3 separate regions of the Mus musculus genome follow, and all the other regions are linked to region 1. Evidence: chromatin loops called from intact Hi-C (ENCODE). Cell type or tissue: left cerebral cortex. All regions are shown on one strand. Region 1 has its middle 31 kb from the start of Gm23191. Region 2 has its middle 7.7 kb from the start of Ascl1. Region 3 overlaps Ascl1 (achaete-scute family bHLH transcription factor 1).

Region 1 (2,500 bases):
ACATTCTAGCTTGCCAATTTTTCAGAAAATGTGTTCTTGAAGTCATCCTTTAGTTACTCTTGAACATAATTAAATTCATTCATGACAAGATGACCATACCTTCTGAATCCTTAAAGCCTTGTTAATCCTGGCATGTAAAACAATCAATGCACACAGATTGCCTGCTGGCTTATGAAAAACCTTATGTACCTATTAACCAAGAATAACTTGAGTTTGTCTTCCTTAGAAAGCTGATTGTTGAACTTCATTATCTACCAGTATATTTTTGCCCTCTTGCCCTCTCTTTCTGTAGGAATCTATTATTGAATCTGTTCCCACCTATTTCAGAAGAAATGAGAGAACTCTTCAGCCCCACCCCCCAAGCCCTTCCTTTCTCCTTCCAATGCAGAGCAGCTGGTAGGGTTTATTGCTCATGCACAGCATTGCCTGTGCTTTATATATGGAGCAATATTGATTATGCTCATTCTAAACTGTGAAGATCCAGTGTGTGCCTTTGTTCTGTGTTCCCCGAGAGAGAGTTGGCACCGGCAGCACTCGGAAAAGAGGCAGCACCTCTTGATCCATCAGTGTTTGCAGTGAGAGTGTGGAGTTAGCATATAAGACCACTCTGATAACCCCATCCCTGCCATCTTCTAATTTTAAGTTCAGTATCCACAGCATAGGCTGCTGCCCCCTGAGACAACAACACAAAAGAATACTCAAGCCCCAAACTCCCCAAGGATGTACTTTGTAAGGCTAGCCAGGGATGTGGGGAGAGACTGGAGCCTTAGCTAACAGGACCTTGTACCTAAAGACACTTTCAGTTACAGCTCGGGGGGGGGGGTACTCAAATGGCCAGCCAGATGTGCCTGAACATGTGTGCATAAGCCACTGAGAGTATGCTCAGACTCCTGAACAGGAAGCTAACGAAAGTCTGCTCTGTCTTTCCCAGCTTTCCTCCCAGCGTCACGAGTTCCCAAGGCAGGTTGTGTAAACCTGGCACATCATGACAGGATCACCAGCCTTTCATCTTTTGTGCCACCAATTTGGCTGAAATGAAATCACTCAGCCTGCACAATATTGAACTACTGTCGAAGAAGAACCAGCCAAGGTTTGGAACATAAGGCGAGCTGAGTAAACCAGCGTGGAGGCAACCCAGAGAAAGTAATTGTTCTTCTGTCAGCAAGGCTGCTCCTCTACTTAGCATCTGAACAAGTTAATTTGAAACACAGCTTTCTGGAAGGAAACAGAGCTCCTCTCAGCATCCCACAGATTCATGGGGAGAGATGGCCTTTCACCAGGTAGCAACAGCAAATTATATTTGAAATCCATTTCTATTAAAGGAGGAGGAAAAAAAAAACCCTATTTTGCCCCAGAAGCTGCCCTTTTTGGCTTGGTAGCACCATTTGACATTTGTTGTCTATCAGAGGTTCCTTTTGCTTACAGAACTGTCAGACAAAGATGGAAAGAATTTTACTAATTGAACCAGGAGCAGCTTTAATTAAATAGAGCAATGCACGACGTTTGCCCCTTTGCCGATCCTGGCCTTGAAGGAACGGATCTCAGCAGCATCTAAGTCAGACAAATTGGCTAAATTGATCCTGCTCCGTGGAAAGGGTGCTTCATCTAGGCCCAATCAATGACAGATTGAGGTGTGATGTGCAGAGAGTGGAAGGAATCAGGCAACCCGTTATTTCTGGGATACAAGTTGAGCTTCAAGGAACAAACCTACCCCTGCTTCGTGCAAGCTTTATTGCCCCCTATGCAGCAAGGCTCTCCTGTCGTGTGCTTCAGACTACCGTTGCTTGTGAGCAGACATAGGTGGCAGTGAGCACACAGGCAAGAAGAGGTGTCACCTCTTCCAGATATTCTGTCTTTGTCCTGTCTGCAAGGTGTCAATTCTGGGTTTCCACTTTCCATTACTAATAAAATGCCCTGAGAAGAGAAGAGTTTCAACATTTCAAATACTGCCGTGGATGTATCATAAAGTTTTTCTTCATACTACAGACCTGGAAAACAGTATTGAAGTACAATTATATATGCTCCTTTGATTGGTCTTAGTGCACATCCCAGATCCCATGACGTGTTGTGTGATTTGGGTCATGGTCACTTTGGCCCCCTATGGTGGTTGACATGAGAGATGTCCCCCACAGGCTCAGATATTTAAATGCTCAGTCCCCAGTTGGTGGCAATGTTTAAAAGGGTGACACAGCCTTGCTGGAAGAACTTCATACCTAGGGGGAAGAGAAGTGTTAGGAGAGCTCACACTGAAATCCATCTGTGATGTGATGAAGGATGCAGGTGTTTGTTCAAGGCAATAACAGGTCTTGGAGGCCCAAAGACTGTGTGAAGACAACAGCTGGCAAAACCTCAGACTCAAATAACACAGCAAATGGATGGATTATTCCTTCCTGGTCCCCTTTAACAAATTCCTTGGGGAAAAAAAATCTTGTTAAGTTAGCTTTTCAACTACTTTGTGCCTAGTGGGCAAGAAAGGTAATAGCACTGGAAAATCCAGGCC
Region 2 (2,500 bases), 150 kb before region 1:
ACATCATCTCTGAAAATCTTACTTCATCTCTTTAGATCTGCAAGTTTGGAAAAGAAGTTAGTTACACATTTGATGGCAGTGGAGTATAATATAGCTCTAATAAGGATGAATACTAAAGAAAGGGTCTCAGAGATGCCAATGGCTGTCTTTCAACCGGCTCCTTTCAGGTTGATCTTTTTGAGCTCGGTAGAGAGTTGGTGCTAGGTAAGGTGAGCAAAAGCTGAGGCAGGTGGAGCCACCTACAGCCTCATGGTCATTTGGCTATGTGACCTAGTAAGCACTTACTTAAAGGGGGGGTGGGCAATGATGAAATGTTAGTAAATAGCCAGTATCTCTAGGACTTTATTGTCATAGATTGAGTCGTCAATATATGCAGCATTTAAAAAAAGACCACTAAGAAGTCTTTTTTCCACGTACTAAAACCAATGACCGCGTGCATTTCCCCTTCATTATGGCTTTAAAGTCTCTCTGAACGTCCCTCTACTCTTGGGCCGAGACATGACTGTTTTCAAATTTCTCGCAGAAATTCCAGGTTATGGAGGAGGCAACGGTAGGGAAGCAAATAGATTTCCTGACACCCCCCCCCCCGCCCCAATGCTCTTTCTCTGCTGCATGTGAGATTGGCTTGGCTCTAGCGCGGGTCCGAGTTATATGCGTTCTTCCTTTGTATGCAAGATTAGGTTGTTACAAAAGAGGGTGTGTAGGTTAATGGCAGGAAGCAAGTTGCAGTGTGCAGCGCTAGCCTGAGCGCGTGTCGGGCTTAATGATTTATTCAAGCCGCTGCGCATCCGGGCGTTGATTGGCTGCAGGCATGCGTCTGCTGTCAGCTGCTCGCGCTGGGGCTACCTGATCCAGAGGGCGTGGGGAAGGGAGGTAGGAGCCCAGGTAAAAGGAGATCAGACTGGGAACCCTTTCGCAAGGGGCCGTGAGGGGCGTGAGGAGGAAGAATAGGTAGAAGGTGAGGCCCACATTGAATGAATTAGGTTAAGGGAGACAGTAGAGAGAGGGAAAGGAAAAGGAGAGATTGGAGAGACGAAGAGGAGAGAGAGGAAAGGGAGAGGAAGAAATGAAGAAGGGCGCCGAAAATGAAGAGAGGTTGCAGAGCCCAGTGGGAAAAGCTCCCAGAACGTCTGGCGTGCGCCCCTCTGCAGGCGGCCAGCCTCTCACAAAGCCACTTTTGATGCGATGGCTATTGGGCTATTTTGGGGATGAGCTGGAGGAAAGCCGCCAAACCATGCTCCTTTAAGGGAGTCACATTCTACAAAGTGGGAGTAGAGGTTTGGGTCCAGAGTCTGAACTGTCCTGCACAGAAATGGATGCAGGAGACAAAACGCCAGAAGCAAAGGCACTTAGTGACCATCTCCCCAACCCCTGTCCCTGCGAAAAGACCTATGGACCTGTCCTTCTGCTGTTCCAGGACCAAACCACCTCAGCTACGTCTTTCAGGAACTGTCCTTGTCGACTCCACCTCTTCTTTCCTTCTTTCTCCATCCTCCTCTCACTTATTCTTTATCTCCCCCGCCTCCCACCATTTCCGGTCTAAAATCTCAACAGCAAAATCACACGTCTCTAAATTAGAGCGGCTTCCAGCCAATAAGCCCTTTGAAAGAAAGTGGGGTGGACGGGAAGAGGGAGCAAGAGAAGACTGCTGCAGAAAAACCTGGCACTTGAGACGCCAATGGGGAAAATCAGACCACTGTGTGCATCCACTGAGATAGAGTTGTTGAGAGGGGAGAGGCAGCAGACAGGACCGTGGCCTCAGTGTTGGGGGGCTGAGAATTCTGTCAACAACCTTTCCTATCCAGAAGACCCAGACAGAAGTAATGGTGGCCTGTCCCCTCCCCTCAGAGTCCACACAGCTAGCCCTTGTCCCCCTCTCACCCACCCCAGCTATCTTTCTTTACTAGAAAAACAGTCTGTCTCCATTGTCCAGGTGCCAGCAGGGCTTTTGGAGAAAGGGAGGCCGGCCAGCCCTCTGATCAAACTCAAAGGTTAGTTAAAAGACAAAACCAGATGAAAAGTCTTCATGAATAATCCTGGACCACCCCCACCCCCCACCCTTACCCCCACCCCCACCCCAAGCTCCCCAGCTCAGTGTAGGGCAAGCCCTTGCTCAATGCCCTAGCGCTTCGTTATGCTGCTTGCCTAAGTCAGAATTTCACAGAAAGCCCCAGAAGAAAAGCTCCCACAATTAGAGGTCGCCTGTCAGAAAACATTAACGCCTTCCTCGCCCAGCCTGTCAGACATGCTGCACGGACAAACCGCCATGGCGAATTGGCCCTCCACCCCTTGAAGTCGCCAGCCAAAGGAGCAAAGATTTGCAAGCCAAAGGAGCTGGGGTTCGCAGGAGTGTTGTTTTGGTTAGAGCCTAGGTGTGTGGGATGTTGCTGGCTTCTGCTTTCTCCTCAAGGTGCCAGGGAGAGGTCACAGTAGGGTCCTGTAAGTAGACAGCTCTTGCTCAGGGAAGCTGAGACAGCCCTGTTTGTTTTATAAAGAGAAG
Region 3 (2,500 bases), 160 kb before region 1:
TATTATAAGAAAAAAATCTATTTGTATCTATCCTAACCAGTTTGGGGATATATTAAGATATTTTTGTACATAAGAAAAAGAGAGAGAAAAAATTTATAGAAGTTTTGTACAAATGGTTTAAAAATGTGTATATCTTGATACTTTAACATGTAATGAGATTACCTCTGCGTACTTTAGATATGTAGTTCATCTTACAACTGCCATCCCCACCCCCATCCCCAGTGTGGTTTTGGAAAGAACTCTCCTCATAGGTGAGATCTAAATGCCACCAGAATGACTTCAGCACCAATGTGTCTTACTTCACAGAAACGTGGTTAATGTATTAATGATGTTATTAAAAAAAACTGTTCAAGAAGAACAAAAGTTTATGCAGCTACTGTCCAAACGCAAAGTGGCAGCCCGTTGGTTCCCATAGGTTGCCTTTTGGAAGTTTCTACCATTGCCTTCCCCCTCACACCCACCCCTTACTGTTTTATTACAAACTTACAAAAAAAAGTGTATAACCCTGTTTTATACAAACTAGTTTTGTAATAAAACTTTTTCCTTTTTTATATAAAAAGAAGAGAGAGAGAGAATGATCAGCTGCCTCTATGTCTTCTTTGGCTCTGTTGTTGTTGTTGTTGTTGCTGCTGCTGCTGCTGCTGCTGCTGCTGCTGCTGCTGGCTAAGCTATCAAAATACCCAAAGGGGAGGGTGGTGCCAAGGGTGTACAGTGGCAGAACTGAGAGAGATAAGTGCTTCAGCTGGTCCTACTGCTGCAGTATCTTTACGAGGATTGTGGGAGCAAGTGGGGGGTGGGAGGGGGCCCTTCTCTTCCATTCCCCATACATGTCCACAGCTCCTAGGGAAATACATGGTAATATGTGGCTACATCATCTCACCATACACTATGCATTTTTAACAAATCTCCAAACAGTAGCCTGGGAAGAGATGCTTTTCATCTCATTTCCACTCAGCTCATTTGAGGATATATTTGTAAGGAGATGGGAACCGAATGCTAGGAGATCTGAGTTAGTCTAAGCCTGGGTCCCTGGAAGGTGCTGAAAGCTGTTGCTTGGATTATGTCTCCCTCTCTACAAACAAACTTCAGGGATGGGGTTCCAAGCACTTACTTTCTCTCTCTCTCTCTCTCTCTCTCTCTCTCACTCTCTCTCTCTCTCTCTCTCTCTCTCTCTCTCTCTCTATATATATATATATATATATATATATATATATATATACACACACACACACACACACACACACACACACCACACACTTTCCATCCCAATTTAAAGCAAAAGGTGCATAGGATACAAATTCCTTGCAGAAGGAATTAGACTTTAATATGTAAATGTAGTACAAATGTGTGGTCGCTTTGAGACACTGGCCTATCTAAGCCGGTGACTCCATCCCAATAGCGTGAGCAGCGTGTAAAAGTACCCAATTACCAAGATTCAAAAAGAAATTGGTGGGTTTTTTGGCTGGCTTGCTTCTTGTCAGTTAGGAAGGACGTGATTAGAATCCTACTCTGCCTCTCGCAGGCTCCTTGCTCGCTGCCTGCATCACTTGTAGATTCAGTTTGCGTGTCTCCAGCCAAGCGGAAAGCCAGGCGCAAAATGCATCTTACAAAACCCAACAAAGAGCCAGGAGCAGGCACGTCTTCCAGAGTTAAAAATCTAGTCTGTGTTGGTATATCTATACCATTTAGTGGCACAGAATAACCTTTAAGAAAAAAGCCGCTATGCGTGCAGCATGCCATGGCGTCTGATGTCATTTTGCTAAATGACCCTCTATAGAATGCACATGGAGGCTTCAGTCCTTTTCATAAAGATGGGCGTAATTAAGGGGAAAAAATCAGTAAATTCCCCATCGCCATAAATAATCGGACTTTCTGCCAGCAGTGGGCCAATTTAGAGCTTACTTGGGGGAAGCAGGGCTTCTGTAGTAGTGGCTTTTGTTTTTTATCTTATTTGAAAGACCAGAGCTAGGCGCCCCCACCCCCCCCCCCTGCCCCTGTTCCCGTTCCTGTTCCGTTTGATTTAGCTGCCTAAGGTATGCAAAGAAAGTGTTGCAAGTCATTTATGGCTATGAATATAACATTAGGATAATGTTTCAACCCCTACAAAAGGGATTTTTTTCTCCTCCTTCTTCTTTTGCCTGTAAGGACAGGTGTTCTTTTACCCGTTTCTGAATGGGAAATATCAAGACTCAGTTAAACTCTGGGTAAAGTTAGTGGATTGTTTGCCACAATGTGAAGGCAAACTCCAAAAATTCACAAAACACACACACACACACACACACACACACACACACACACACACACACACACACACACAATTTTGCCTAAGCTAGGAATGGGCAAAATCTCATTACATCTGCTCTAATCGCTTAGCAACACAAAGCCGGGGCTTGTGCAGCGAAGGGAAGCCATTCACAGAGCTCTGACAGGCCGCATTCAGTCAGCATTAGTCAGCTCCATAAATCACCGCTGCCCATTGGCTGCGCGGCGGGCTTAGGTC

Evidence for each region. Peaks named below come from ENCODE experiments on the same cell type or tissue, not always from the same donor. Only the 100,000 strongest peaks of a DNase experiment are listed, where the experiment ranks them.
Region 2: a loop joins it to region 1, with 2.4 times the contacts of the local background. A loop is called at or near these places in 3 of 42 quality-filtered maps.
Region 3: a loop joins it to region 1, with 2.0 times the contacts of the local background. A loop is called at or near these places in 3 of 42 quality-filtered maps.

What each region holds. Positions count from the first base shown.
Region 1 is chr10:87,332,095-87,334,594 of GRCm38, reverse strand. No RefSeq gene overlaps it. Among named protein-coding and RNA genes, the nearest start is that of Gm23191, 31 kb to the left of the region's middle. In left cerebral cortex, no CTCF peak of the experiment used is centred here; DNase peaks (open chromatin) are centred at 594 and 1,013.
Region 2 is chr10:87,484,744-87,487,243 of GRCm38, reverse strand. No RefSeq gene overlaps it. Among named protein-coding and RNA genes, the nearest start is that of Ascl1, 7.7 kb to the left of the region's middle. In left cerebral cortex, no CTCF peak of the experiment used is centred here; DNase peaks (open chromatin) are centred at 817, 1,159 and 1,556; H3K4me3 peaks cover 1,142 bases; H3K27ac peaks cover 1,239 bases.
Region 3 is chr10:87,488,897-87,491,396 of GRCm38, reverse strand. Ascl1 (achaete-scute family bHLH transcription factor 1) reads left to right here. Exons shown (of 2, transcript NM_008553.5): 2 at 1-578. Among named protein-coding and RNA genes, the nearest start is that of Ascl1, 3.5 kb to the left of the region's middle. In left cerebral cortex, no CTCF peak of the experiment used is centred here; DNase peaks (open chromatin) are centred at 1,518 and 2,475; H3K4me3 peaks cover 436 bases; H3K27ac peaks cover 369 bases.